2 separate regions of the Mus musculus genome follow, and region 2 is linked to region 1. A link is a contact called in ENCODE Hi-C or POLR2A ChIA-PET data. All regions are on one chromosome and are shown on one strand. The core of a region is the stretch at or near the end of the contact, and the rest is flanking DNA. Distances in the headings are between cores, read along the strand shown. Region 1 holds the start of Emx2 (empty spiracles homeobox 2). Region 2 holds the start of Fam204a (family with sequence similarity 204, member A).

Region 1 (5,756 bases), core at 925-3,424:
AGCTCTAAACTTTGAAAGCTAGGCTTGGGTATTTTGGCTTCCCGTATTAAAGGAAGTGAATGTATTTACCACCACCACCACCCAAAAACAGCCGGTAGTCTCAGCGGGAGTGAAGGCAAATTCAGTGCTGAGCTAAGGGAAAAGGTGTTTTACTTTGGTTTGGGTTTTTGTTTATTTGTTTGTTTTGTTGGGGTGTTTTAAAATAATATATAAATATATAAAATGGCGAGCTGGCATACACCCGAGTCTAGACTGACAGGAATGCGAAGTGTTATTGAATGGAAAAGCCCGTCGTTATCGATCGCGCCCGGCGGAGGTAGGTCTTTTATGGACTGCAGTCGGCAAACTAATTCGAACCCTTTTCCTAAAGTTTTAACTTTCTTACCAACCCCAACCCAGAAGCATACAAAATTACTAAATCGGGGAAAAAAATGAAGATATCCAAACAGATCTTCCCTTGTCGGGCCTTCTCTCGACTGGATTTTCTCTTTTCTTTTCTTAAATTTCTTTCTTAATTTCTTTCTTTCTTTCTTTCTCTCAGGAAGAACAAAAACAAAAACAAAAATCAGCAACCAAAGACCAAACGGAACCCGACTTCCCGCCACGTCCAGCGGGTGCCCGGGTTAAACAGGTCGCTGAGAGAACTAGTGGAGCTGTGGAGGTTTCTATTCGCTCTCTTCCCGCCCCTCCCTGGGCCTCCAGAGCAGGAGGAAGGAAACAGTTTGCTCTGAGGTTTCCAAGGTCTCCTTGTCTCCTTAAAGGGGTTGAAGACCTAGAAGTTGCGGGTCTGGGCTGGGGGGACATAGAGTGAGTGTAGAGCAGAGTTGAAGTCCAGTGAACCTGGCCATGTGGCCCTGTCCGAGTCCCTGAGTGATAGACCGGCCGGGAACACGGTCCAGGGAAACAGGATTCAAAGACCTCGCGGGCTCAGAGCTTCTTGACAGCGGGCTTCGTCGCCCAGCATCGTGTCCCAGCCAGCCCGACCCCGGCCCGAACCACGGGACACCTCGTTTGCACCCTTTTACAAAGGGTCAAGGAGTGGGCAAGCCAGTAACCCAAACGAGCTTCAGAGACTGGGGACCAAAGCCTCTCGGGCCCCTAGCTGCCCAGTTTCAGAACCAAGAACCCGGGCTGACCTCCGCCCGTCCAGGCCTCGAGGAGCGCCCACCCGGAGCAGGCCGGGCGCAATGAAGGAGGCGACCGGAGCGGCGTGCTTCAGTTCCGCGACGTGGCACGTACCTTGGAAGCGATGACCCAGATATCGGTAGCGGTGGATGAGCCAGGGGTAGAAGGTGGACGGGTCCCGCTGCTGCGAGGCGAAGAGGGGGTGTGGCGAATGCGAGGAGGGCAGGGGGTGGGCGGCCAGGGCGTGCGGCGGCGGCACCGGGTGCACCGGCACGGCGGGGTTGGGCGGGTGCGAGACCGCCTCGGCGAACACCAAGTCCGGGTTGGAGTAGACGCCCCTGCCGGCGGCGGCGGCGGCGGCGGCCGAGTGGAAGCCGTTGAGGAACGGATTTATGGGACTGGAATTGGCGTAGCTGAGTGCCGCGGGACGGATGGGATCCTCGGAGCGCGAGGCAGGCAGGGGACTGTCCTTGGCCACCAGCGACTCGATGGTGAAGCAGCGCTTGGGCGCCGGCTGAAACATGCTGCGCCGAGGAGCGGGCGCGCTGGGCTCCCTGCTCCCGGCGACCGCGGCGCGCTGCCTCCGCCGCCCGCTGCCCGCGGCGAGGACCGAGGAGAATGGGGGACTCGTTTGTTTGGGGTGGGGGTGGGGGTAAGGAAAGGAAGGAAGGAAGAAAGGAAAGGAAAAAGGAAAGGAGGGGGAGGGGGAGGAGAGGCAAAGCCGAAGATCCCGAGAATCTTGCACCAAACGCGCCCAACCTGGAGAGAGGGGGGAAAATCCTTCCAGAAGAATTTGCAGGCGTGGATTGGGGTAATATTTTTTTGAGCGAGGTGGCGTGGGGGGGGGGGAGATTGGAGTTAGAGGCAGGGAGGGGGTTTTCGGGGAGGCAAAAAAAAAGTTTTCTCTCCTTTGCAAAAGGCGGGCAGGGCGCCCTAAGTCCAAGGACAATCCATGGAAGTGTTCGCTTCTTCACTAGTAGTGCAAACGATTTGTTAGTTCATGAGCCTAATTAGTGCGGGGATCACATAAACAGCTTCCTCCGAAGCCTGGTAAATGGCTTGATGATTGGTCGCTATTACTCGCCCTGAGGTGGAAGGGGGGAGACTCTTTAAAGTGCGTCAGAGGGAGGCGAACGCCTGGGAACCCGGAGGCCTGGATCCGGGCCCAGAATGGAACGGAGTCGGCGCTACTGCCCCGGCTGTGCCTCCAGCCGCCCGCCCGGCCGCCGACCTCTTGGTGTCTTCGCCCTGCGCTCCGGGCTAGCTCCCTCGCTCCTGCGGCGCCCGCTGCGGCTTCTCTCCTCCTCCTTCGCCTCCTCCGCTTCCCTCTTCTCCTCCTCTTCCTCGTTCCTCTCCTCCTCCTCTTCCTCCTCCTCCTCTTTCCCCCTCCTCCTCCCCCTCAGCCACCGCCTCCTACTGCACCCACACCACTCCCACCGGGGCACCCGGGTCCCTGCAGAGTCTCGGGGCTGCGCTGCCTTTGCTGCGGACCCCTGGATCCTAAGCCTGCGGCGCTGGAGCTGATGGGACTGAATCACGGACGGACACGCAGATTTCTTCACACCCTAAGCTCCGCTGCGGTTGTCCCCTGGAGGCCCGCGCCCGGGTCACTGAGATGGCTTCGGGCGCCCGGCGAGGGTAAGCGGGCGGGGACTGGTTCCGGGCAAGGGCTAACCCGCTTCACTCCTACCAATCCCCACCCCCAGCAAAACTCCCGAGGTTTCCTAGGCGCTCGAGGGGGGGGGTCCTCCCACCCCTCCAACCAAGCGTAGCTTCGAGGTTCCAGGGTCCACGCGTTTGCAGTCTTTGACCCGGCTGGTTCGTTTTTTTAAGTTCAAACCTGAGGGGCCAGCTGCGCCTGTACCGTGGCAGTGGACTTCCAGCTTGCACCCAAGAGTTTCTGCTTATCCTTTCTGGAGGGTGGTCACTTCTGTCCCCAAAACAGCTCTTTCTGGGAAATGTGGGGTTATTTGGGAAAGGAGTCTTGGGTCCTAGGTCAGAAGCTGAAGTTATGACTGTGTTATCGTTCCATTGTCCTTAGTGGCGTTGACACTGTTCCCATTATTGCTATTATTACTGTACCTATTTTTATTCTGACATCTGTTGTCCCAGGGCTGGGTTGCTCTACAAATCCAGGTTTCGCAACCTGGCACTTAGGATTGTGTCTCCGGTCCTAGGCCCTGTCCGCATTTTCGAGCTTGCCTTCGGTTTTGGGATGATTTTAGGGCCGACTTCTCTCGTCCCCATTGGCTCACGCTGAGGCATAATTATGATCACATCCCCCCAGCCTGCTGGCGCTGCTCTCTGTTTATTGGTGGTTAAAGATCTATTATCTATTCATCAGCCGCCTCCCCCCCCCCACACACACACCCTTTGCCAATTACATTCTTCTAAAGTGAAGTACCAGCAGGTATTTTACAATTAATGATAATTTTTTTCTGGCGTCCTTTAAATCTGTTACTCCCAGGTCGAAGCCATTTATCCTAAGAGGGATAAAATATCTGTGCTTGGTGGCTAGGTTGCCTGAGACCCGGGAGAAGCAGATCTGGAGAAGACAGACGTGAAGTCCTCTAGAGGGACTATGAAAGCCACCTGATTCCACCAAGGGTCTGGGTCTTAGGACGCTCCAGGTAGTCCCGGCAATAATAATAATAAGGAGAGGTCTCCTGTTTGGTTTCTTGGGGTTTTTTTTTTGTTTTGATTTTTTTGTTGTTGTTTTGTTTTTCCTCTACTGCTGTTCAGGTTGTGTGCGTTTCTTGTATAGCGTTCATGTGAGAAGGCAGAAGCTCAAGGGAGCCCCTAGGTAGAATGGGAGTTGAGAAAAGTGTTTCCACCTCAGCTTTGCTCTCCTCGTGGTATAAATCTGCCCTTGCCTTAGACTTCAGATCATTTCACCTTCTATTCTAGATGGCCTTCTTTCTTTGTCCCTTTTTGGGGGCAAGTTCAGAGATTATGGGCATTAGATTCAGCCCTATAAAAAAGGGTATGCATTTGAGGCCACATTCTCCTCATTCCTGAACCAGACCCCAAATATAGCTGAGAAATCTCTCCCTAGTTTCATCTGGGTTGTGGAAATAGAGGCTGTGCCTCTGAAGACTGGAGCCCAAAGAAGGGCGGAAGTCTTGGGCCATGCCTAGTCAAGCAAGATTCAGAGGAGCTAGGGCTTCTAGAAACAAACGCTAGAAACAAACGCTTCCACTTGGTCACACTGCAGATACTCTGGAGGAGGGTGAGAAGGTGAGTCTTGTCTTGAATGGGTCTGCAATGCTGTGACTACAAATTAGGACCACTAAACTCTTCACTCAGAACCAAATACCTCCCCCAGCATTAGCATCATTAGCATTAGTACGCTTGGCTGTGGGTATCACAGCCATTGACTTTGAGCGGCAAGGAATCCAGACCTGTTTGGAAGATTTGATTGAAACTCCCATATGTTGGTGGGACTTACTTGATCCCTCACCTCTCTGTACCAGGGTGTACTGGGGAAATGTCTTGAGGGAATGAGCACCTAGCTTCAGACAAGGGCCTCCAGTCTCTTGCATGAGGCAGGGGCATATCACCAGTTTCATGATCCTCAGCAAGCCACCAGCCTCTTGCAAAGTTCCCTTCTACCATTAGATTGCCGACCCGAGGTGGTCTCTGGGTGCCCTGCAGGTAGCCAGTGCTCAAGAGCAGCAGGAGCATTTGGCAGTCAAGTACATGAACCCAAGGAGGCTCTGCCCCTTCTCGCTCAACCTCCACTGAAGAAGAAAAGCGGGTTTCCGGTGAGTCAGGCTGGGTGCAGAAGCCATAGATGCCAAATAATCTATGCTAATTCATGCTCCCAGCCCAGAGGTGCCCCGGAAGAATCTGGTCTCCTCAGCGTGTAGAGGAATTAACTAGAGAGTAACTTATTAACCACACTGACCAGCAGAGGCGCACCAGGGCTCCGGGCATTCAAGTCCAGCTTGAGACCCAGAGCTCATAGATGGCCTAGCAGAATTCTAGTCCTAGGTTCCTTAAGGACCCAAGAAGCCACTGTTTGGTTAAGTACCTGTACACACAGCTGGGCTGATTCTCTTTGCCCAGTGTGCACTCCAAGTCACTGGGGGATTGGGCACCATGGTTTTTGCAGAGGACTAGAAGACACATGTGAATGTTCTAATAATGCATTTGTCTCTTACTGAAAGACCAGCGTCAACACCTCAGTCTCTCCTGACCTCATTTTGTCATATGTAAAAATGCAGCCCGTACAGTCTAGAAAGCAGACAGGAGCAGTGGCCATTGAGTTTCTGTATGGCCGTATGATCAAACAGTTATTTAGTGGAGTAAAGGTAATTACAGACCCCGTTTTCAAAGCTGTACAGTACGAAGTGTGAATTTTACTATTTGTAGTTATACCTAATAAAACTACCCCACCCCCAGTACATTGGTAGCTTTACTGTGTGACCTTGGGCAAGCTAAGCTATCCTCTTTGATTCTTTTTCCTCTTCCTCCAAATGGGAATAAACAATAATACAATAAATAGCATTTGGGATTGTTGCAAGAGATTGGCAAAGCAAACTGTTCAGACAGTGTCTAGCACATATGGAACCTTAATAAAAGCCAGCTCCTCTCGTGGATGTTGCTGTTATTATGTGCCTCCAGCCAGG
Region 2 (5,756 bases), core at 1,165-3,664, 770 kb before region 1:
TAAATTTATTGATTAAAATAAATCAAATCACTGATGGTTTCCTTAGAAAATTTGCAAAACATAATATGCAGAAGTTGACAGCTTCACGTCTTGAGCCAGAACAAAAATCCAAGATATGGCTTTTTGTTTATTATCAAACTTTATTAGTGTCATAAGCGGGTATTTAAGACATTTCATATTAACATTTGGAAAACATACATGTAATTATATATGTATATAAACGTATATATGCTAAGACTGTACATCTTTGGCATTTTTATTCCAGTTCTACCCAATGCACAATCACATGCAGTAAGTAATGAGCGTTCATGGATGGGATGAATGTAGAAAAAACTAGGGACTAATCATGCTAGCATTATTTCTTTCTACCCCATGCTATAGCTTCTTCCCTGCCCCCTCACTATTCTGGTCACTCCTCTGCCTCTAGCAGTTGTTATGGAATAAATATAGTTTTCCCCCAAATCCATGTAGAAGCCTTAATCCATCACATAGTTATATCTGGAGATGGGATCTCTAAGTGAGTAACCAAAGTAAAATCAAAAGAATGTGTCTCTGACCTGGTCCCATTAGTATCCTTATGAGGGCTTCAGAGCACTCTCCTAAACTGTGTTTCAACTAGGTCATGTGAGCACACTGAGCTAGTAGCTGCTTACAAGCCAAGAGAAAAGACCATGTGCCAGACATTGCAGAATCCAGAGCTGGAGAAATGCATTGATTAAGATACCCAGTCTGTGGTATTTTGTTATAGCAACTCACAGCAAACTGACACAGCAATTACCTGCTCAATGCTGATAGTTATGCTTTTCCCTAGAATCAGGGAATGCTTGAAAGGAATCCTCCGTCATGCAAACTTATCAAATCATGATTCTAGAACACTACATCATAAACTTGCATATCTTCCAGAAGTTATTGGACAATGCATGGGTATAATGTATGTTTAAATATTAGGATTAAATATGTAATAATGATTAATCCATTCACATTATTGAATAGAGGCAAGAATTTTGTACATCACAATATTTTAAAAGGTTCTTGTTCATAATGTGAATAAGTGAAAATTACTGTAAGTTAAGCCATGTGTGCATTAAGTTTGGCCTACAACCAACTCCTTCCTTTGAAAAACTAAATAGCTTGAACTGCAGCTTCACTTAAGAGTATGTTAGTATTCTTATAACGTGTTGCTGAGTCTTAGTCAGTCATAGTAGTTGACTTTTAGCCAGTCAGTATGACAGCTGATCACACCATGTTTTTATAAGGTAAATACTAAGATATGACCAACCACAGTATTATATGTTTCTTTTTACCTTTTTTTAATTTACAAAGATTGCTTGCTCACTGATGGAACACTCTGAACTTTGACTGGGCCAGAGTCTATTCATGAAACAACTGTTTGTTCAAATCAATTCTGCAAAGTTTAATTTTTCATAAGTTTTTTTAAACTTGTTCAAGGCTTTGTATTTTGTATGTGCATGTGCCATATATGTGTTCTAATGCATGTGCATTAGGTCAGAAGACAACTCGAAAGTGTAGTTCCTTAGGGGTTGCCCACCTGTCTTTTGTGGTCACTGGCCTAGAGCTTGCCTCGTAGGCTAGTCTGCCTGTCTGCATCCACAGTGCTGGCTGCCATGCCTGGCTTTTAAAATACGGATTCTGAGGGTGGAATGAACTTAGGTTCTTACTGAGCTATCTCTCAGCCCTGTAGTTTCTTATATAACCATCACAAGAAAATAGAAACATAATCTGAGTACAGAACAGTACTTCAGAAAATGGAAGCATTTCTGAAGTGGTCCTACTTCATCCCCGTATCATCGCCTGGATTTACTGTTTTCACATGGTGAAAATTTCTGCTCTTTTCCTCATTTACACGCCGGTAAACCCCTCATCAGGACCTATACACTATGCCAGCCTGGTAAATCAACTTCTGAGTAGGGGGTGCTTAGCTGGATTTGATTCGGTCAACCAGACTGGAAAGTCCCTGGAGAACTGGAATCCGGTTGAGAATTGCATGAGGCCTGGAACACAGTGGACACTCAAATATACGCAAAAAGATAGGAAAGGCTGGGGAGAGGGGTGGCGAGGAAGCGAAGGAAGCAAAGCCTTCCTTGAAGAGATCATCTACAGTTCTCCATTGAACTCAGGTGGGCATCGAAGTCAGCATTTTCTTTAGCCAAGTTCACCAGCACAGGAAAGGAGCGAGGAAAGGACAAAACTTTAAAAAAAAATCGCTTGGTTAAAGTGAGGAAAAGGAGAAAAACAAACAAACAAACAAACAAACAAACAAACAAACAAAAAACAAAAACAAAACCTCAACAGGCTCCTCTTAGCAGAGGCGTTTAGGCAAGCCAGGCTGTTCCCTGGGCGACCATAGAGCCAGAACGGCCGCAGCCGATTGGCTGATCCGCCCGAGCCAATCAGAAGACACGATGTTGGCGGGGTTCTAAGATGGCCGCCGAGCCGCTGTTTCCTCCCTGGTAAGTTCGGCTTCGCGAGGCGCGACTTGGCGGCAGGATTCGCGGCGGCCTGTCGGGCTGTGTTCCGAGGCAGGGAGGGCGGCGCAGGAGTCGGGGCGGCTCGTCCTCGCAGATCTGCCGAAGCGGGCTTGGAAAACCCTGGGTTCGGGCGGGCGCCGCTGGGCTCCGGGGGCGTCGTGAGGTAGCCGTCCGGTCCCGGGCCAGCGAGGAGCGCGAAAGCCCACACAGCAACTGCGGCTGACCAGAGCGAGGTTCGCGGCTCGCCGCTCCGCCGGCGTCCCGATGCGAGTTCTGACGCGGCTGGAGAGCTGAAGGTGGTGCGGCCTCGCACCGGGTGAGTGCCGCCGAGTTCCAGGTTGTCCGTGCGGGAAGGGGTGTGCCTTTCAGAGCCACCCTCTCAGTCTTGAACTTTGTAAGTACTTGTACAGTGGCATGGATTGCGTGGTTTAAAATCTTTCCACACAAGTTAGAGAGGGTCCCGGGGGAAAGTGGGTTCCAAGCCTTGGCTGTAAACATTGTTTTAATTCAAACTCACCTATCCTTAAGATTAAAAATACAAAAAATAAATAACTTATTTGAAGTATATCTGAACTGAGGCCCCTGACTCCCCTCGGGTTTTCTGTGTCGTTTTAAGAAAAAGGAACACATTTTCTAACAATAAATAAGACATTTACATTAATGTTGATAATCTTAAGCCTAAAAGTGTGTCAGTTAACTAGTTCCAAAGTTCAGGAACTATTTATTATGCTCTTATAGGTTAGAGGATGGCGGTTATAATTATTTTACAAATAGGATTAAATTTAGATGTTTGTGATTATTTAAAATCGAATACATAAGACAGCCACTTGATGGAAATGCAGCTTAAATTCTGGCATAGTAGAGACAGAAAATTTGTTGGATGCGCAGATTTTATCCTTTGGGTATTGCTTGTAACCAGTTTTGTGGTCTAGAAATACATTTCTCAAATCTCTAAATGTGACTCTCAGTGTGTTACTTAGTATAATATCTCCCCTTTTTCATATGCAAAAAGTGCAGAAAAAATTATTAGTAAAATTTGCCTAGATTTGACCTGTCTCCCAAATCTTTGTCTCCAAGAATTCGCCACCAACTTTGCCCTCTAAAAGTTCATAATTTAAAGCTGTCAGGCGTAACTGGATCACAATGATTTTGGCCAGTTGTAGAAAGAGTTGCTGTTAGTTTCTAATGTGTGTTGTGATGAAGATTAGTGCCTGCCTCTTGGTTTGTGTGTGGTGTGTGACAGGTCTGCCTTCTTTTTCTCCTGCTGCTTGTCTGTCTTTTGTTGTAACTTGGTTTCCTGCCCCTTTTCAGTGGACCCTGTGCAGAGCCTCTGAAAACTGATCATCTAGTGAGGTAGAGGAGAGAAGCTGCGTTTATATTGATCAAAGAGTAAAGCAGCTCTGGTCATTTAGGACTCTGAGGCCATTAAGATCATAAACATTTTAAAGGTGTGTGTGAGACCATCGCACTGGTATTTGACCATACCTTCGTTTTAAAGCTTAGAAAGAACGAAAACCCAGGCAAATACAATGGCCTGCTCAGGATGGAAGTCATCTGACTTTCAAGACTATTTTTACCTCTATAACTAGTCTTCTACAGATCTGACACAAACTAGAACTTTTATAATTGGTATTTTTTTTATCTCTATGGTTTCTGTATCTCAAAAGATGGTATTTACTAAATCCTTTTTAATTTTAATTTTTTTTTTTTTTTTTTTTTTTTGTAGAGAATGAGGTGTATAGTCAACATCTCTGGTAACAGGTAAAGAATATACTTTACTGGATTTAGGGTTTCTCACCTAAAGGTAGATGATACTGTGCTACCAGGGGGAAAGTAAAATACTGGATTTAAAAAAAAACAAAAACTGATAATTAGCTTAGTGACTTTCAGTACTTTCATTATAAAACTTCTTAAGAATACATAGATTACCAGATGCTGAACCACTTTGTTCTAAATGCATTGCTTTCTGCCAGAGTCTGCTCAGTAATGGTTGTGGTTGTTTTTCGAGGGTAAAAGAAACCCTCTTTATTTAGACTTAGAAATTCAATTCATAGCAAATGATGTCTGCCCAGAACTAGAAGATATGTCCCACGTTGTACACAAAATAGTTTGTACATGGGAAAAGTCCTAACTGCAATGGTGAAGTGTTGGAAATGAAGAAGTGATATTTCAAACTTTAGAAAAAAGGAGAAATGTGGCTCATTTACATCTTCCTTGAGGATATGATTAAATTAAATACTGGGTTACAGGCTAAAAACTGAAAGCTTACAAGTTAATTCATTTTCTGTGCTATGGGCCTGGCTATAATCTACATAGAATTGAGTTTCTGTTTGTCTGGTATTCCACATCCTTTTAAAATGGCTGAGTGAATATTCTCAGAGACTAATCTAGGAATTTTAAAGACATATAACCTGAAAGGAATGAAAGAGACACTTCAAAGAATTAATCACCCTTCTGAGAATCCCAAACAGGAATAACAGGAGGCCAGATATGACACCAATTGGAAAATGTATGAATGACATGTATATGCAGAAAGACAGTGTCTTCAAACAGGAGCCCAAGGCAGAAATTACCAGTCAGCCTCTCCATACTGGCTAGTTTACAGTTGAGCTGCTGCTTAACTGGACCGCTGTGTTAGGCAAGCTCGTTACCAGCAGTTACCTGTGTTTATCTGCAGAAACCTTAATCTTCCTTACATCTGTTTTTGTTTTCCTTTTGTTTTGGGCCACCCCCTCCCTCAGTATCATGGGAAACTGATATGTGACTAAAGATTTTAAGGAACTGAGTTAAAAAGCAAACAAACAAACCTTATTTGAGTTTTGTAGTATGGATTTGGAGGATCTTTTAACTTTTCCTCTTTCTTCAGGTCCATTTAAGAAACTGTCAAACCAGGAAAATACCGTATCAGCATATTAAATGCTTTATCATCAGTCAATAAGAGTAATTTTGAGAAAGTTCAAAAAGCCGTGAAAACTGGGTAGCTGCCTGAAAACTGATGAGGAAATGATACCTTCTATAGGGTACCTGAGACCGCTCTCCTTGGGGAATCACATTTGAATGTCCAGAATATAGATTGTGAAACTCCAGATGTGCTCAAACAGCAGCCTGCCATGCTGTCTAAGGCCCAGGCCGAGTGACATTTCCATGCTGCGGTGCGGATTCTGGTCTGTGAAGCTCCTGGTTCTCCTTTGTGTACTTTGGTTCCTAGACTCTTGAGAGTATCTAGCGTGCAGTGAACTGCCATGGGCAGTTCTTCTATAGTAGGCC

The links. A loop is a pair of places that touch in the nucleus more often than their neighbours do. ChIA-PET counts read pairs that join two places held with the same protein, here RNA polymerase II (POLR2A).
Region 2: a map of heart shows a loop between it and region 1 (2.2-fold over the local background). The contact joins the promoter of Fam204a here to the promoter of Emx2 in region 1. A Hi-C loop is called at or near these places in 1 of 37 maps with a recorded cell type or tissue (heart). POLR2A ChIA-PET finds 5 or more read pairs at or near these places in 1 of 5 experiments (Patski).

Annotation. Positions count from the first base shown.
Region 1 is chr19:59,455,108-59,460,863 of GRCm38, reverse strand. Emx2 (empty spiracles homeobox 2) reads right to left here and starts at 2,174. Exons shown (of 3, transcript NM_010132.2): 1 at 1,240-2,174. The coding sequence starts at 1,648. It also overlaps Emx2os.
Region 2 is chr19:60,223,359-60,229,114 of GRCm38, reverse strand. Fam204a (family with sequence similarity 204, member A) reads left to right here and starts at 2,414. Exons shown (of 8, transcript NM_001358273.1): 1 at 2,414-2,471.